Linked DNA regions of Homo sapiens: all the other regions are linked to region 3. The links are chromatin loops, found by intact Hi-C in ENCODE. Cell type or tissue: MCF 10A. All regions are shown on one strand. Links, peaks and the distances in the headings refer to the core of each region. The heading gives the core; the rest is flanking DNA.

Region 1 (5,770 bases), core at 567-5,566, 350 kb after region 3:
GGACTCTAATACAGGCCTCTAGAAACTTATAAATATGCACATGCCCTCCACAGAAAAACAGGAGAAACATTGTTTTTGTCACTGTGTTCATTATGAATCCCTAGTGCTAGATCCCTGCCTAGCACATAGTAGGTACTCAATAAAATGGTGTTGCATTAATGGATAATTAACTAGAAAGGGCATGAGAGCCAAGCAAAAGGATCAGCGTTGTATTTCGGAGTCTTTATTCTGAGACTCTTTAACCCCCATTGAGGAACTCCTCTATTTTTTCAATGCTTGTAAATGTATAAAAATAAAATCATTGTGCTTTAATTTTCCCCCAAATTTAAAAAATAAAAATAAATGCCAGCAGACCAAAAAGGGCTTACAGAAAAGATCAGGACAAAGGTTAACTTTTCCCCTCAATCCAAGTGAGTTGTTCGATTTTTAGTTAGATATGGCAACCTGAGGCTGGCCCTGCAGTCTCTAAAAATCTAAAACTCATTTTCCTCTTCTGCTGCATACTGCACAGGGCTGTAAGCTGCTCCCCAAGGCAAAACTCACTCAGAAGGTACTTAAGCAGGTAAGGATTGATTCCCAGGGATAAAACTCACCATCAATAACTGCTAACTGCAAAGTTGTTAAAATAATTTAGTTAGAATCTACAAATTTTTAAGCAGTTCTTTCTGGTATTAAATAGTCCAGCTTTCAAGCTCTTGACAACTGAAACAAAAATGGTAGAAAATATTTCAGCCGCACCTCAATTTGGAATAGGAAGTGAACATGGGATCCATTTCATATTCCTTTCTCATCCTCTCAGAAGTACCATCTGATTTGCCCTATGCAGTGTGGTTTCTGTTTTCAGATATATGCATTGATTAACTAAATAGTTTAAACTATGTAATTACTTATTCAAGCTCACTTAATAGATTTAATCAGCATTGGCTTGGGGAAAGAATTAATTATGGTCTTGGTTACTTTAGGAGACAAAAATCAAAAAAGCATTTATTCAACGAATACTTACTGCTATGTGCTCTGCACAGTGGAGGACATAAAAGTCTTTTTAAGATATGACCCATATCCTCAGGGAGCTTAGTTCATATACCAAAATTTTCATGACTTCCCAATTATATGTCCTTATATCTACAAGCTGTTATGATTATGCACATAAGCTCAGATCTCAAATTGCGTATCTTTTGAGATCCATATGACTTTGTACTTAATAGTTATATTTCTGTAATGGGACCAGACCCAAAGAGAGAGGGAAATCTATTTTCAATAAAATTTCCAATAGCTTTCTAACCACACTTTCTTTCTAAATTACTGTGCTCATTAATTTTCCTCTTTTTTCTTTTGTCAACCTAATATATCACAAAACTACTATCTAGAATGTATATAAATATGTCTCTTTACTAGGTAATAGTATCCACATATAACCAAACACTAAAATGATGTCTAAAATACACACTGATCTATGTGACAATAGTTATTACTGCCTCCATTTGATCAAATATATTTCAAGACTCAGCCTTTCTAATATATTAGTTTCTATATTATATAAAATAGGAATATTTAAATGATTCTTTTTAATTATCTTTAAATGATGAAAAGGACTCATGTCATGTATTATAAAGCTAGACTATTTAGTGGAAAATGCTGAGGATTTTTTTACATTCTGCTTTGCTATTGGTAAAGGAATTTGTTTCATAAATGTCCATTTTCTAGAATACTTTCTAGAACACTACTTTCTTTGACCTCAATTTCCACAACAATAATTGCCACTGGTTTTGGATTGTGATTTGTTATCCATGTTTATCTGATTCACAACACGTCTCTTGTATTTATAAAAGTACTTTAAGACATGTTTCAATTTTTCCCATTAAAACCAAAATTGTGTGGAACATTTCAAAGTATCTCTTGCTATATGGTTTCTAACCCACCAAAAAGAAAAAAGAATTGCCTTAAACCAAAATTCAGATTTACTGACTAAGAGGAAACAAAACCTCTTAAAACAGTCTACTCCCAATCCTGTCTTTTGGAGTTTAATAATTTAAAAAACTTTGAAAATATTATTTAATAATTTTAAACAATTTAGCTCTGTATTTAATTTTTAAAATTTGGGTAAAAATAAAATACTAGGATTACATAACATCCTGAGGAAGTAACTATAAATCTGTAAACTATCTTTTGATAAAATTAAAGCACTGTTATGAACTGATTCTACTTCACCAATTCAATATAAATTATATAAAGATGTCTCATAGAGAAAAAATCTGTTGAAGTGGCTCAATATGAAGCATTATGTACAGGTCATTTTTCTGCAAGACTTTATATTTCATATACTGTATGTATATGAAATGCTGAAATTGCGTATTACCATAAAATTTTATCTGCTAAAGAAAATGCTCTATTAGTCTAAAATGTATTTAAATCCATCTCTTTACAGAAACAATTTTTATCAGTATCACTTTCGTGTAGTTATAAAATGTTGATCACTGTCAACTAAAATAAATTCTAATAATTAATATAATACATACCTTTTTTCATTTAACTTTCCTGCATGTCTTACATTTTAGATATTTTCTTCCAAGAGCACCAACTAACTACATTGACTCCCTCCCAGTCAAATTTGGGGGGTGGCAAGCAAGGTGGGGGAAGGGGGAGGTGGGAGAACAGAAAAAGAGAAAAATATTAACTACTTGGTTCACCTGTGACAGAACCCAGAGTGACCTCTTGTGGTAAATACTAACTACAGTACTTTGGTGAACAGCACAACCTTTTCCTAGGCTACACTCTGGAGAATGCAGAAGCATTGTTCCTCCAAGCTAAGAAACTCGGCTGTGACTCACAAGGAAAGAAAAAGATAAACACTGACTAAACTAAAGGGCTTCTTTAGGAAATCTACTCAGTCGCTATCAATTAAAATAATCATAACTACGCCCTTCTATTAAAAATAATGTTTATATGATCCTTTTAGTAAGTCAGTTACAAGGTGCCTAGGTAGATGGATGTCTTACACATCCTACTTCTGGAATCAAGCAAAAGATAAACAAAGAGGGCAATTTCTAGTGAAGATAACAGTATCTTAGAATAAGCATCCCTCTATCAGCAATGTGCTGCATTCATTATATAACACAGTGTGGGAATCTAATGCAAGGGACAATCTTGTGGCTTATGTATAAATATAATTTAGGAAGTGGTCAGTATAATTTCAACCTCTTTGATATTTTAAATGTTAAAGTGGTACATTATAAGACCTGAGTAAACCAGTGCTTCAAAAACACTGTGTGGTTTTATCAGTATTTCCTGAATAGTGTCTTAGATATTAAAGAAAACCTTTCAAGAAAAAATGTCAATAACTTTATAACAACAACAACCAAAATAATGTCCATTTGTTTTCCATTATTTCTTTTAAATTGGCTAATTGTAAAAGTTATTATTCCTTTTTTGTTTTGTTTACAGATCACTAGTTCTGCTTCCTCTCTTATAGGTTTCTTTTAAGACCTCAGTTTGTACAAATGTCAATTCAGCATGAAAATAATTTTGGACTTTTCTACAAGTAAGAGATAGCTGAGTAAAAAAAGTGCTTGTGCAACCAGCTATCTCAAGCAGAATGAAAAATTGAGGATACTGAGTTTCTTCTCTTGAAAGGTAAGTGGTTCATAAAATACTACCTTCTCTGTTTTCTTCTTTCCTGAACCCCTTTTTTCCCCAAAAAGAAAAACACTTCTAGTTTTCCACAAAACTAAAATAAACTTCCAATTTGTCATAAAGCTTAAAATATTAAATAATAATAATTTCTAGTTAAAAGGTATTAATTTGTAGTTAAAATTTTCAAAATAGCAACCTAGCTTACTGTCACTCAAACTAATCATGTCTGCCTATTTGCTAAGGAATTGAAGACAACATATGAGTAAAATGTGCTGCCCAAAGACAAAATCAGGTTGAAGGTCTTTGAAATATTTTTTGTCTTTTGAATCTAAATTTTAACCTAAAAGTCCTAAAAACAGTTACTTTCTTCCAGATACTTAACCTCTACCCACAAGTTTATTGCTCCCTAGAGCCCAATTTAGATTAATAGTTTGCATAAATAATTGAAATTTAAATAAAGGAAGGTATCCTAATAATGTTCTAGACACAAATCTAGTCTGTAAGCCCTTGAGGCAGGGGCCTTCTGGGAGACATTGCTCAGCTGTAATGAACTCACCACATAGTCCTCTAAACCTTCCCTTACTAATGGCTTATTTTGATCGTACTAGCCAAAAGTTTGTCTAAGCCGTCCTATAGCATTTATACTTTAAACTTTACAACTTCTTAGAGTAATAATGTTCTCTATATTTACTAGAATCACATGCTAAGAATTATTATAATTCCTTTTGTCTAGAAATGATCTTATCTTTTATCTTTAAACTAAAAAGAATTCCTTGCTTCTTTTGAGATTTGGCTATAAAGGGTGTGTGTATCCATCCTACTCAATGGCCCTCATTATTTTATTTTATAGACTTTGAATCACCAGTAACAACTTGCAATGCTCGCTTATAACAGACTGAGTCAACTAAATAAGGAAAATAAAAATCCAGTCTCAAGAGGTGTGAAATAATAGCATAGGTTATAGTTGCCACTCTGGAGTACAGAATACAGTGCTGGTATTCTGGGAAACTGCATCTGAGGAGTTTGGAACTTTATTAAGAAATCCTCAGGTATAAAATTGATATTCAAATATGCCACACTTCTTGCTTTTTTGTTTCACATCATCAAAAAAATGTTCTGGTAAATTTGTAACTGGCTGAGATTTCAGTTCATTGGTGATACCCATGGACAAATAAATGTCTGACATTTTCTCTTTGTGTCCATTTCCCTTGCATGTCCCATAATCTCTCTCTCTCTCTCTCCCACCCCACCCCTTTCTCTCTGCTCTGTGTGTTTTGTTTTGTTTTGTTTCCTACATCTCTGTTTTGCTCCTTGTGTGCAAGACAGAGAAAAAGAGTTAGATTGCTTCCTCTCTGTCTGTAGGGTGGTGGACACACTTTACAGACAAATCCTAAAAAAGAAGAAGTAGGATATTCCTCTTTTCAGTTTTCTGGGTGGATGCCTGACCAGCTGAGTGTTTACCTATGTGACTGTGTATTATCTGGGTATCTCTCTATATCTATGTCTATGTTTGGCTGACTCTCACTGTAAGATCTGACCTTTTCATAAGAAGAAAATGGTATTGTATCAGAAAGAGCTTTTCTTGGGGTTCAGGTAAAAAGACAAGGCCAGCCTCTGTTTCTTCAATTGTTAAATAGATTGGGAGTGCTGGGTGCTATTCTTTCTCTTCCTGCTAAACCTCTGCCAACACTTCACTTTCAATGTTGTTAAGTTAGTGAATAATGAAACCTTCAAAGTGACAAACCTGATCCATCTGTGAGAATCCTGAAGGGAATTTTCTATTAGTCTCAATTAAACAATTTCTCAGGATAAATTTTTCTATTTCTCTGCCAAATCATATAGAAATGACAACTGCGGGATATTCCCCCGTGAATGTGTAGACCAATTTAATACCATAATTCTCAATTTCTGAGGTTCTGCCTATAAAAGAGGTACTGAGACTTTTCAGTATTTATCACACACACCTGCATATATACTCACTACAACTATCTAACACACTTCAAACAGTTCAGGGTCTTTGAGTAGTGGTATTCAAAGTTAGCCATAGGCGATTAGAGGTGGCATTTAAGTGCCAAAACAGATAAATTTTCATTTTCACTTGGTATTGTCCAGGAAAGAAACATTTAACCAATGAAACGAT
Region 2 (5,770 bases), core at 308-5,307, 510 kb before region 3:
AACAAACCTGACAGAAAAAAGTAATGGGGAAAGGATTCCCTATTCAATAAATAGTGCTGGGAGAACTGGCTGGCCATATGCAAAAAGTTGAAGCTGGACCCCTTCCTTATATCATATACAAAAGTTAACTTAAGATGGGTTAAAGACTTAAAACTATGAAAACCCTGGAAGGCGACCTAGACAATACCCTTCAGGGCATAGGCACAAATAAAGATTTTATGACAAAAGATGCCAAGAGCAAATGCTACAAAAGCAAAAGTTGACAAATGGAATCTAATTAAACTAAAGAGCTGCTGCACAGCAAAAGAAACTATCAACAGAGTAAACAACCTACAGAATGGGAGAAAAATTTTGCAAACTATACACCTGATAAAGGTCTAATATCCAGCATCTATAAGGAACTTAAATTTACAGGAAAAAACAACCCCATTAATAAGTGGGCAAAGGACACTTTGAAGAACAGACATTTCTCAAGACATACATGCAGCCAACAATCACCTGAAAAAAAAAACTCAACATCACTGATCATTAGAGAAATGCAAATCAAAACTACAATGAAATATAATTTTACAACAGTCAGGATGACTACTAAAAAGCCAAAAAAATAACAAATGCTGGTGAGGTTGTGGAGAAAAATACTTTTACACTTTTGGAGGGAGTGTAAATTGGTTCAACCATTGTGGAAGACAGGGTGGCAATTCCTCAAAGACCTAAAGATAGAAATACCATTTGACCCAGAAATCCCATTACTGGATATATACCCAAAGGAATATAAATCATTCGATTATAAAGACACATGTATGTGTATGTTTATTGCAGCATGATTCACAATAGGAAAGACATGGAATTAACCTAAATGCCCATCAATGATAGACTGGATAAAGAAAACATGGGACATATACACCATGGAATACTCTGCAGCCATAAAATGAGATCATGTTCTTTCCAGGAACATAGATGGAGCTGGAGGCCATCGTATTAGTCCATTCTCTTGCTGCTATAAAGAACTGCCCAAGACTGGGTAATTTATAAAGGAAGAGGTTTAATTGACTTACAGTTCCACATGGCTAGGGAGACCTCCCATGTGGGGAGGAAACTTACGATCATAGCAGAAGGGGAAGCAAACATGTTCTTCACATTGCAGTAGGAAGGAGAATGAGAGCTAAGCAAAGAAGGAAGCCCTTTATAAAACCATCAGATCTTGTGAGAATTTACTATCATGAGAATAGCATGGGGGAACCACCCACATGATTCAGTTACCTCCCACCGAGTCCCTCCCATGACACATGGGGATTATGGGAACTATAAGATGAGACTTGGGTGAGGACACAGCCAAACCGTATCAGCCATTATCCTTAGCAATCTAACACAGGAACAGGAAACCAAATACTGCATGTTCTCACTTATAAGTGGGAGCTAAATGATGAGAACACATGGACACAAAGAGGGGACGAACACACACTGGGGCCTGTCAGAGCATGAAGGGTGAGAGGAGGGAGAGGATCAGAAAAAATAATGGAGAGTATGCTTAATACCTGGGTGATGAAATAATCTGTACAACAAACCCCCATGACACATGGTTGCCTATGTTGACAAACCTGCACATCCTGCATATGTACCCCTGAATTTAAAAGTTAAAGGACTATAATGAGAAAAAAATCAATGTCCCTGTCCTAATCTGATACCACTGGGTCCCTGGATATGACAGAAACAAAGACAAAAGGCTAGGGATCATGAGGAAAGGGTGAAGATAACCCCTACTTCATAGATTTCTCTAGGACCAGCTCCTGTGTACCACATTCATCGATTTCTAATGAAAATGAAAGAAAAATTACTAGAACGTGCATCTTCCTTGGGTAGCTAATAATCATTTTGACACATCACAAGGTAAACTCTTTTTTTGGAAGATGCAAAGATATTTTAGACAATATCTCTGCCCTCAACTTCTCATTGCCCTGCTCTCTGTCCTCTCATGACATAGATTTAAATTCAGCACGGGCAGGAGTCTCATCTCAATCATCTTTTTATCTCCTTCCCTAGATTAGGGTGCAGAAGGTTCACAATAAATGCTTGTGAAATACATGCTTGATGGCCCCGTGGTTCAGCTCTGGTATGAGTAAGTTGGAGTCTGGGTTCCTGGAGATGTCCCAAAGCACCAAATGCCTCAAGCCCAGCTGCTGTCATCTTGTTAGCAAGGATGAATATGCAACAGCAGGTGGCAGCAAACCTTTGCATTTGCTCTTCTCTTGGTAGCAATAAGTGTCTCAGCCAAATTGTGTTATGGCTCACAGGTGTCCTGCTTTTTCCACTTGGTGCCTTTTGGATCTAGTTTGCTGAGAAATGCAGCTCCACGAACAATATCCTCAGCACCTCTTTCAGAATAAACTAGATTTCAGTAGAAGGAGTTCAATTTGAATTAAAGTGAGCCAACCTGCCTTGCCAGCTGTTGCCCTTGCAGACTCTGTGTGCCAGTAACGGCAGCCACCTGGGGAGATGCCCTTCCTGGGAAAGCGCTGCTGCTGCAGTTGTGCCCTTTGCCTCAGCAGTCCATTAAAAACTGTTTTGCAGAGAAGGCGACTGGGAGGTATGACAGGTTGATTATACATTGAGGTGGACTAGGATAGCCTATCTTATGTCTGATAGGCCAACACATTTAGCAATAGTGTCCCCTTACACTCTCAAAGTGTTCTTGCTTGGGTGGAGGCTAAGTTGTATGGTCATGAGTGGCTCATGTTTCCATCTGGGTCCTCAGCTGTGTAAGAAGGGAATTGAAAGGAATCTGAAGCAATTGCCTTGATGAGTATCTGAGATTTGAGAGGTGAGAGGTAGAAGGAGGAAGTGGGATTCATGGAGGAGAACTTTGGGGCTTGGGTAAACTCTTTTTCTTCCCTTGTCTTCTGAAGCTGGATGGCTTTGTGGCCAAGTTGCAAAGGAAGTGGTACATTTATCCAGTCCTCCAACAGGCTCCACAGACTTTCTTGTCCTTCTGAAGACATCCTAGGTATCATACTTCACATCTACAGGAATGTGCTTTCTAATGGGCAGCATTTGGCCACTAGGTAGCTTTTAGGCAAGGGCCCTGCTGAACCTAATTAGAACACACAGAAAATTCCCATGGTAAATTGACATTAGACAGTGAAGGTGGGCAGCAGTGTGTGTGTGGGTGGGGGTGGTCGGGGGCAGGGTCATAGGGATGAGGATCTAGTTTTGGCAGGAACTTGAGCTAGCTTCAGGACCCCAACAAAACCCAGTTGTACGTGGTGGGTGATGCTCTAAGAGGTGGTGTAGCATAGTGGGTAATATGGTCCACTTCGAAGGTAGAAAAGAGTAAGCTGGCTTCAGACTCTGCCATTTCTTCATTGCATGAACATGGGTAAACACTCAATTCCTCAGGGTCCTCATTTCTAAAATGGGTCTAGTAACGCCCACACTCACAGTACATACTCTACACATGGTAAATCATGAATAAATTGTTATAGATGATTTCATAGGAAAACTGAAATAATCTGTGGTTATTTTTCTGCATATGTAAAATTAAGGGTCTTTATACTTACTTATTTTAGTTTTTGATGAAGACACATTACAGTTATTTTCATAATTAATGTTAAAGAGAAATAGTTCTAAACCTAGGAATTAAAACTTGGACATTGGCCTTGGCTCTGGCATTAACTAATTATATCACCTTTTACAGGTTGCTTAACTTCTGCAGGCTTTACTCCTTTATGCAGGTGAGAAGTATAGGGCCTGATGCTTGCTTCTGTGCCTTTGACACTAACAGCCTTAGATTTCCCAAGATTTGCCTTTACACAGTGTAATGCAGTGCTCTATCCCCTACATTGGCTGGCTGGTTGAGTCTATTAGAGGCTGAGGTTTGAAAGGCTGGGGTCATAGGCTTGATTCCACAATGGCCTAGTTAGTTGTGTTTCAAGGTTGTTTCAAGTCATCTCTCTGACCTCAGCCATATGTTCTGTGAGCACAAAGAAGGACACTTTCACAAATATGGGGTATTCAACCATGCCATCATGACTACTACAAGGGGACAAAAAGATGAAGGGGTCACCTACGCTGAAGGTCAATCAAATTGCCCAGGTGTGAAAAGAACAGTATCATCTTCCAGGGATCCTTTACCATGGTGGTCACCTCCTGCTAATTACTGCCTGTTTTATAACAATTTGCTAAAATAAGTCATATGGAAATTTGATTAAATTTTAGGATCTTAAATTGCCTTAAAATAATTCTTTCATTAATGGCAAGGTACTTGTTGGAAGAAACAAAACACATCAGAAACAAGATTTATGACCACTTAAGAAATCTGTTAAAATTTTTTTTTTTAATGGACTCCAGCTCTTGGTGCTATTTGCATGCTATTGGAATGCAGAGATGGTGAATCAGAGCCTAAATCCGGGCTCCGAGCAGATCGAGGTGGGAGAGCTTTTAACTAGAATTAGAACCTTCTCTTCTAAGAGACTTTCTGCAGGCAGGAAGTCATTTGCCCAGGGTATTGGTTCTCCTGCTGTGGTGTTGGTGAGAGTCCTTTAGGGCTCTGCAAGAGGGACCTTAACTTGTGTAGTTAATGAGCCAAAGGCCTTCTGCCTGACAATGTTTTCTGAAGATCTATCTTCCTCTGAATGCAGCAGTTTTCCTCTCTTTAATAAGGATGATCTGATTTACAAAACAACAAAAAAACAGTAAATCAAGACCAAAAGGTAAGACACTCTGCCCTCAGGATTAATGAACCCAAAGGCTGGTGTCCATACAGATCCTTCTGATCCTAATATCCTACAGTAGAAGATAGAGCAGCCTCCATGTTTGGGACAATATTTTTATTATGTGTTAACATCAAATCTGTAGAAGCTCCAAGCTCTGAAAAGATTATACCCACTCCTTGTCATGTAATTTAAAATAATAGAAGAATTTTCTAAACCAAAAAGTTAAAAGTTAAACAAGATAAACAGTTATGACTTTCTGATTATTTTGATAATTTTTTTGTAATGCCACATATCAAATTACTTAAATAATTACTTTCATTATTGTCCTCTTCCCCTTTTGTGCCCCTGCATTGCTGGTACAGTGCTGGTGGTTGTTTTCACCTGTTCCTTGTGTGACAGCACTTCCCACCCCCAGAGAGGTATTTTTTCAAATGTGGTTCTGGGGGTCCCTTGAGTTAGATCATGTGCAGGGCATAGTAAATGAACATTCCAGGGGACCTCAGGTTCATTTCAGATCGAACTCATCAGAATCTCTGGAGTTGAAGTTAGCTGATTAATGAGCTCCCCAGGTGATGGATGTACAAAAATAAAGCTTATGAAGCACACTTAGAATGTTCTAGTGCAGATACTCTATGGCTCTTATAATCACTGAGGAGCATCTTCAAAAACAGGACCACTCATAGTTTCTGCTGATTCATATGTACTGGGAGAGACCTCTGGGATGTCTAGATGAGAAAAGCTCCATTGCAATTTTATTGAGAATCATACACTAGACCAGTAGAGTTCAACAAAAACATAATGTCAATCGCACCTATATTGTACAGTTTTCTGGTAAATACATTTAAAAAGTGAAGTGCAACAAGTAAAATTACTTTTTAAAATATTTTAACTTTAAACCAATATAACATCATTTCTCATATAATCAATATAAAATCATGGAGATGCATTACATTCTTTTTTCATATTAGGTCTTTGAAACTAGTGCGTAGTTTACAGTTGCAGCACATTTCAGGTTGAGGTAGCTGCGTTTCAAGTGCTCAGTAGCCACATGTGAGTGGTTA
Region 3 (5,770 bases), core at 420-5,419:
TCCCGTATGCCTCTGTAACGCTCCCTTTTAAGGCGTAGTAGTTTTATGTAGTATGAATCTAATGCATGTCTGTAAAATAACATACATTTGAAAAATTACAGGAAAACTAAAATGATATAGTTGTATATTGGTAATTCCACATATTCTAAAATGTTATTAGCATCATACCAGAATATACAGTAGTGATCTCTTCATTTTAACCTTTGAACCAAAAGGAACAAATCTGAAGAAACCTGAAAATACTGAGTAGAAGGTAGTCTCTCTAAGAGTCAGACAGTGAGGTATTAAGATATTCATTCACCATTTTATGATGTTGACATTTAACAATGTTAAGATAACATTCAACATTTGTTTAGTCAACAATGACTGATTACATTCTACACATGTGGCTCTTTGTTAGATCCTGGAGAAACAAGGGTATCCAGGAAATGTGGCCTTGGCCTTCACAGAATCAGCTTACGGGATCAGTAGAGTGAGAATGGGATTTAATTTTGTAAATTAGTGGGAGCCCAATCTGCACTTTACAGGCACAGAACCAGTGTATTTAGAAGCAGTATAGTCTGAGGTCCTAGAATTGTGAAACACTTTTCAATGGGCATCTTCTTTCAAAGCTTCACCGTGGCTTGAGGTGTTGCAGGGAAATGTAAGCCAAAAGACTTGGTTTGGAGAGATATTGAATCTCTCCAACTGTGAACAATTCTGCTTTGCTTGGAATAGTTCATGCTCTTTCACATCAAGTCATTCTGGAAAAATGACCATTAGCCAACAAGTCAAAAGAAAAATAATAGTATACTTTCCTCAACTTTTCCAGAATGAGTTTACAACACAAAGCAACAAAGACTTTTAAATTCCATGTTATTATAATTCTTAAGCTTGTGAAACAAACTATAATTTTTTAAAACAGAATATTATTGTATAGCCATATCACCTGCTTTACAGGATTTTTCACCAGAAAAATCTTCTTATTTTAGTTTAACTTAAAAAACAATGCACCAAAGAAAAGCAAAGCCTGCTGGAGAAACTAATGGATAGAACCCTGACTAAATAACTTTTCCATGAAATAAAGGGTCTGACTGAGAGCTTGAAAAGTAAACCAGCCCAAGATACTGAGTTGCCTGAATTGCAAGGAATAGATCTTGCCTAGATGTGCAACTATAATTTTTAAGGTGCTTTACTTTTAAAGATTTTTATAGTTTAATCTAGCATTTATTACCTGCATGAATGGATGAATACTAGACAACTATAAGAACAGTTCAGAATAGGAATGCAAAATTCCTCCTGAATTCTTTTCAAAATCAGCTTTTGAGATTAATAAAATCTCAAATCTCTCATTGGGATAAATAAAATCTTTTGAGATTAAAATCTTTGGCACCAAACTGCTTTGCAGCACCTATTAAGAAATAGTGTAAATGGGTTCCTTGAAATAGTCAGACATATTAAGCAGTGAAGGAAGCTTTGTAATTTCAAGCAATACCTCCCAAAAGTGCTAATGCCTCTGATCCCCCTTCCCAATAATTCACTAAAATATCTGAGAAGTGCCTAGTCTTATAGCTCAGAAATCAATTAATTGTCAACCTATTGGGACTGAAAAATAGTGGCAACGAGAGGCAAAAAGAAGGTGAGAGATGTAAACATTGTCTCAATACAATATATTCCAATACACCTTTCACCAAAGAAGATGATATAGAAAGGGCACAAATAAAGATGCTTAAGATCATTAATCATCAGGAAAATACACATTTAAACCACAGGAGATACCACTATAGACCCACTAAAATGTAACTAATCAGAAAGGCTGATAATACTACGTGTTAGCAAGGATGCGGAGAAACTGGAACCATCGTATGTGTTGTTAGAAGGAATGTGAAATAGTACAGTCACTTGAGAAAATAGTTTGGTATTTTCTTTAAAACTTAAACACACATCTACCAAAGGTCCCAGTAATTTTACTCCTACATATCCGCCCATGGCAAATGAAAACATATACCTACACAGGCATTATTTATAAAGCAAAAAAAAAAAATTAGAAATAATCTAAATGTCTATCAATTGGTAACTAGACAAAGTGGGGTATAACTGTGTATTGAAATACTCAGCAATAAAAATGAACTGCTGACACATTCAACAACATGGATTTACTTCCAAAGCATGGTTTAAGAGAAAGAAGTTTGGCACCAAAGCCTGTGTATTGTATGATTCTATTTAAGTGAAAGGTCTGTTAATGGCAAATCTAAGGAAAGAGAAAGCACAAGAGGACTGCCTGAGGCTTGGGAGGGTAGCGAGGACTGACAATGGGCATGAGGGACCAGCTTGGGGTAACAGAAACATTCTAGAACTGGATCATGGTGATGGTTGCACACCTATATGAATTTACTAAACCCATAGTATTATAGATTTATAGTGAATAAATGTATGCTAGTTAAACTATAATAAAGTTATTAATTAAGAAGCAATAAAGTTTCACAATGAAACTTCTCCAATAGATCTCACTGGTGCCAATGTACAAATACCAGACATAATTCATTTGTAAACAAAGTGTGGCTCACTGTCAGGACTAAGGGAAGCAAGATTCCTAGAGTCTAGAAATATCACCTAATTCTCAAAGAAATAAGAGTGGTGGCTATCAAGTTAAGATGATTACTTGCCTCATAAGCTTATTTCATTTACATGAATGAGGTGTATGTGTGTGTAATTATGTAGAAGCCATCACATTCAGTCAGATCTGCAATAATAGTGGTAATGGAAACATAAACCTAAGCAGGATTCTCAATGAGTTTTTGCACTGACGTGCACAGGCAAGCCCATATCTCTGCCTCTAAGCACATACTCTCTTTCCAAAGGTTGTGTAATGAGTGAGTCAGAGCTGTGTACACATAAGAAAGGAAAGAGGGCAAGGCAGGGCAGGAATTCAGCTCAATGAAGCCGCGGAGCCTCCATTTAAAAATGATACTAATGAGCCCACAGAAGACATTTTTACCAACATTTGTTAGATCCCCTACAATTTAAGCTATAATAAACTGGATAGTATCAAAACTAGGCTCATTTATAACTTGACAGACAGTTAAAAGAGTTATTTGATTGTTGAGCAGATTCTTCTTCCAAAATAAAAACTAATCCATTTTTTAAATTACAAATTTCACATGAAAGAAGCTAGTATCTGTGTATGAATACTTAAATATCAAATGAAAAAGACACAAATGTTCTGTAAAGTCTATTCTGAACTGAAAGTTATAGCATTGGACTGGGAATTTTTGCTTTGTCATGGCAGAATATGGTTCTGCTCTATTCAGACAGGCACAAAGGGACTGTGGGATGTAGAGATTATATACAGACTGAAAGGATGAGCATGGATCTGCCGTGCCCTAACCCCCAGCCTCTACTGTGGTGCTTTGCACTATTTCTAGGAATGTTCTCATGAGTTACTTTCTGAATAAGCCAACTTCTGACTGTGGCTGAATTGTGGGTCAAATCATTCACATAATGGTTTGTGTAATTTGAAAAGAGCAAGCAGCATGCCGTGTGGTCTAAATCAGGGAATCTCAACCTCAGCACTTTGGGCATTTGGGATGGGATAATACCTTCATTATGAGAGTTATTCTATTCATTGTAGGATGTTTAGCAGCATCACTTGTCCCTATCAACTAGATGCCAGAAGCACTGTCGCCCTAATTAGACAACCCAAAACACTCCCACAAATTGCCAACTATCCCCTAAGAGCAACACTGGCCCCAGTTGAGAACTACTGATCTACACGATCATTTCAAACTCTTTGGAGTAGTGAAAAGATTGTATAGAAACTTTGAAAAAGTATCATTTCCTTCACTGTTGAACTGTCCAGATAACTGTAAAGCTATTGATACCTTGAAAATGCAAAGTATCTTGAAAAGTGAAGACATTTGCAAAAAGCAAAGTGTCATTATTTCACTTTTATTGCATCAACGAACTCCACCATTAAGAACGGTGAAAGAGGAAAACACATTTGATCTAAGCATTCAAACTGGATTTAAAAAGAGATTCATTTTTACTACCTGGCTGATGCAGGTCCAAGCTAAACCAATCACCTTTATTATGAAATCACAGCAAAAGACAAAATCCAAAATTTATACACAGAGTATCACCACGTTTGACTACAAAGCCTTATGATATACAGAGACCCTCACTTAATTAAACCATCAAAGTGAGAACAGCCATAATGTGCTAATTTTTGTTGAGCAGTATTAGTTGATGGACACTAAAATTCTCCTGAATAAAGTGAATTATCATTCTGTTCTAGTGGCCTCCTGTTCACCCCGTCGGTGAGGGAGGAGTCCCCCACCCTAAATAATACAAGATGGCCAAACACCAAACCCTGGGCAGATGAAATAGCAATTTGTTGGTCACATATACTCACAGCCCAGAGGAGAAGAACATCCCATACCATGTAGGGCCACACTGGGGTTGGACTCAGAACAATCAGAGGCCATGGTGAGGCACACTTTGTAGTAACAAGGGGGTGAGATAACCCCTGGTTCCCACAGGAGGATGTGATTGGATTGTTTGAAGAAATTTGTTGGATGGCAAGAAAATGAAAGCCTGTTAGGTTGCAGACTGGTGGAGTGCAGCTGGTCTGACTAATAGGGAAACTAGCCAGGTGGAAGCCTTTTTCACTGGGGGTCAAGGGGACACATCTAGCAAGAACAAGGGAACTTATGGTTAGGTCTTTGGGGCCCGGTGACGCACAAACATATCAAGGCATCACATGGTGTTCTAGGCCACATAATACACATTGTCAGGGAGTTGGAAGTGTTTTATGATGTCTCACTCATTTTGAATGCAAAGAGAATACCAAGTGATAGATATATCCTCCTGCATGACTTAGCTGTACTGAAGCTTTTCAAAACAGGAGTGAGTCTTAAAGAAATAGACTTGAACTACTCTAAGCATTCTTTCAAGACTTTTAATAGTAGTAGCTATACTGGGTATAGTGCACACTTCTAAACACTGTAGGGAGCTATTAAACAAGAAGGGACACAGCCCTTTTCCTTTTTTTTTTTTTTTTTTTGAGACAGAGTTTCGTTCTTGTTCCCAGGCTGGAGTGCAATGGCGCAATCTCGGCTCACTGCAACCTCCGCCTCCCGGGTTCAGGGGATTCTCCTGCCTCAGCCTCCTGAGTAGCTGGGATTACAGGCACCCACCACAACGCCTGGCTAATTTTTGTATTTTTAGTAGAGATGGGGTTTCGCCATGTTGGCCAGGCTGGTCTCGAACTCCCGACCTCAGGTGATCCGCCCACCTCAGCCTCCCAAAGTGCTGGGATTACAGGCGTGAGCCACCGCTCCTGGCCACAGCCCTTTTCCTTAAGTAGCTCATGTATACATGACCATAGTGTCCTGCACAGATATCAATGCTCCTGTGGGACTTTTCCACATAGGTCATCATGCAAAGGAGAAACTAAGTGGATGCCATGAATTGTAATACTCCATATCTGTAAATAGAACATACACGAAGGGGAACCCTAGCATTTTTCCTATGTTAGGAACTTCAGCACAAGGCTAAACCCTGGAATTCTGTAATCAGATTACAAATCCTCCAAAAAATAATTTTAACATTTATTTCTATAGGTCCTGATGTAAAAACCAAGGGCCTAATGCAGGTCTGAGAGTCACTTTGAGGCAAATAAGAGCTGAAAGTCAGAGACCTGAGTTTGAAAACATTTTCTGATACTTTCTAGCTATGTGAGGTTACAAGGGGTTATCACCCAGAGCCTATGGGCTTATTTCTCTAACGAGGT

Evidence for each region. A loop is a pair of places that touch in the nucleus more often than their neighbours do. Peaks named below come from ENCODE experiments on the same cell type or tissue, not always from the same donor. Only the 100,000 strongest peaks of a DNase experiment are listed, where the experiment ranks them.
Region 1: a loop joins it to region 3, with 3 times the contacts of the local background. A loop is called at or near these places in 3 of 110 quality-filtered maps.
Region 2: a loop joins it to region 3, with 5 times the contacts of the local background. A loop is called at or near these places in 3 of 110 quality-filtered maps.

What each region holds. Positions count from the first base shown.
Region 1 is chr14:63,037,267-63,043,036 of GRCh38, forward strand. The region is part of intron 1 of KCNH5 (potassium voltage-gated channel subfamily H member 5); the gene reads right to left. Among named protein-coding and RNA genes, the nearest start is that of KCNH5, 5.3 kb to the right of the region's middle. In MCF 10A, for the core only: a CTCF peak has its summit at 2,702 (motif pointing left); a DNase peak (open chromatin) is centred at 2,745.
Region 2 is chr14:62,177,361-62,183,130 of GRCh38, forward strand. No RefSeq gene overlaps it. Among named protein-coding and RNA genes, the nearest start is that of LINC00644, 40 kb to the left of the region's middle. In MCF 10A, for the core only: a CTCF peak has its summit at 2,212 (motif pointing right); a DNase peak (open chromatin) is centred at 2,201.
Region 3 is chr14:62,689,548-62,695,317 of GRCh38, forward strand. No RefSeq gene overlaps it. Among named protein-coding and RNA genes, the nearest start is that of KCNH5, 350 kb to the right of the region's middle. RefSeq lists an enhancer at 2,624-2,918 and a silencer at 2,624-2,918. In MCF 10A, for the core only: no CTCF peak of the experiment used is centred there; DNase peaks (open chromatin) are centred at 2,854 and 4,694.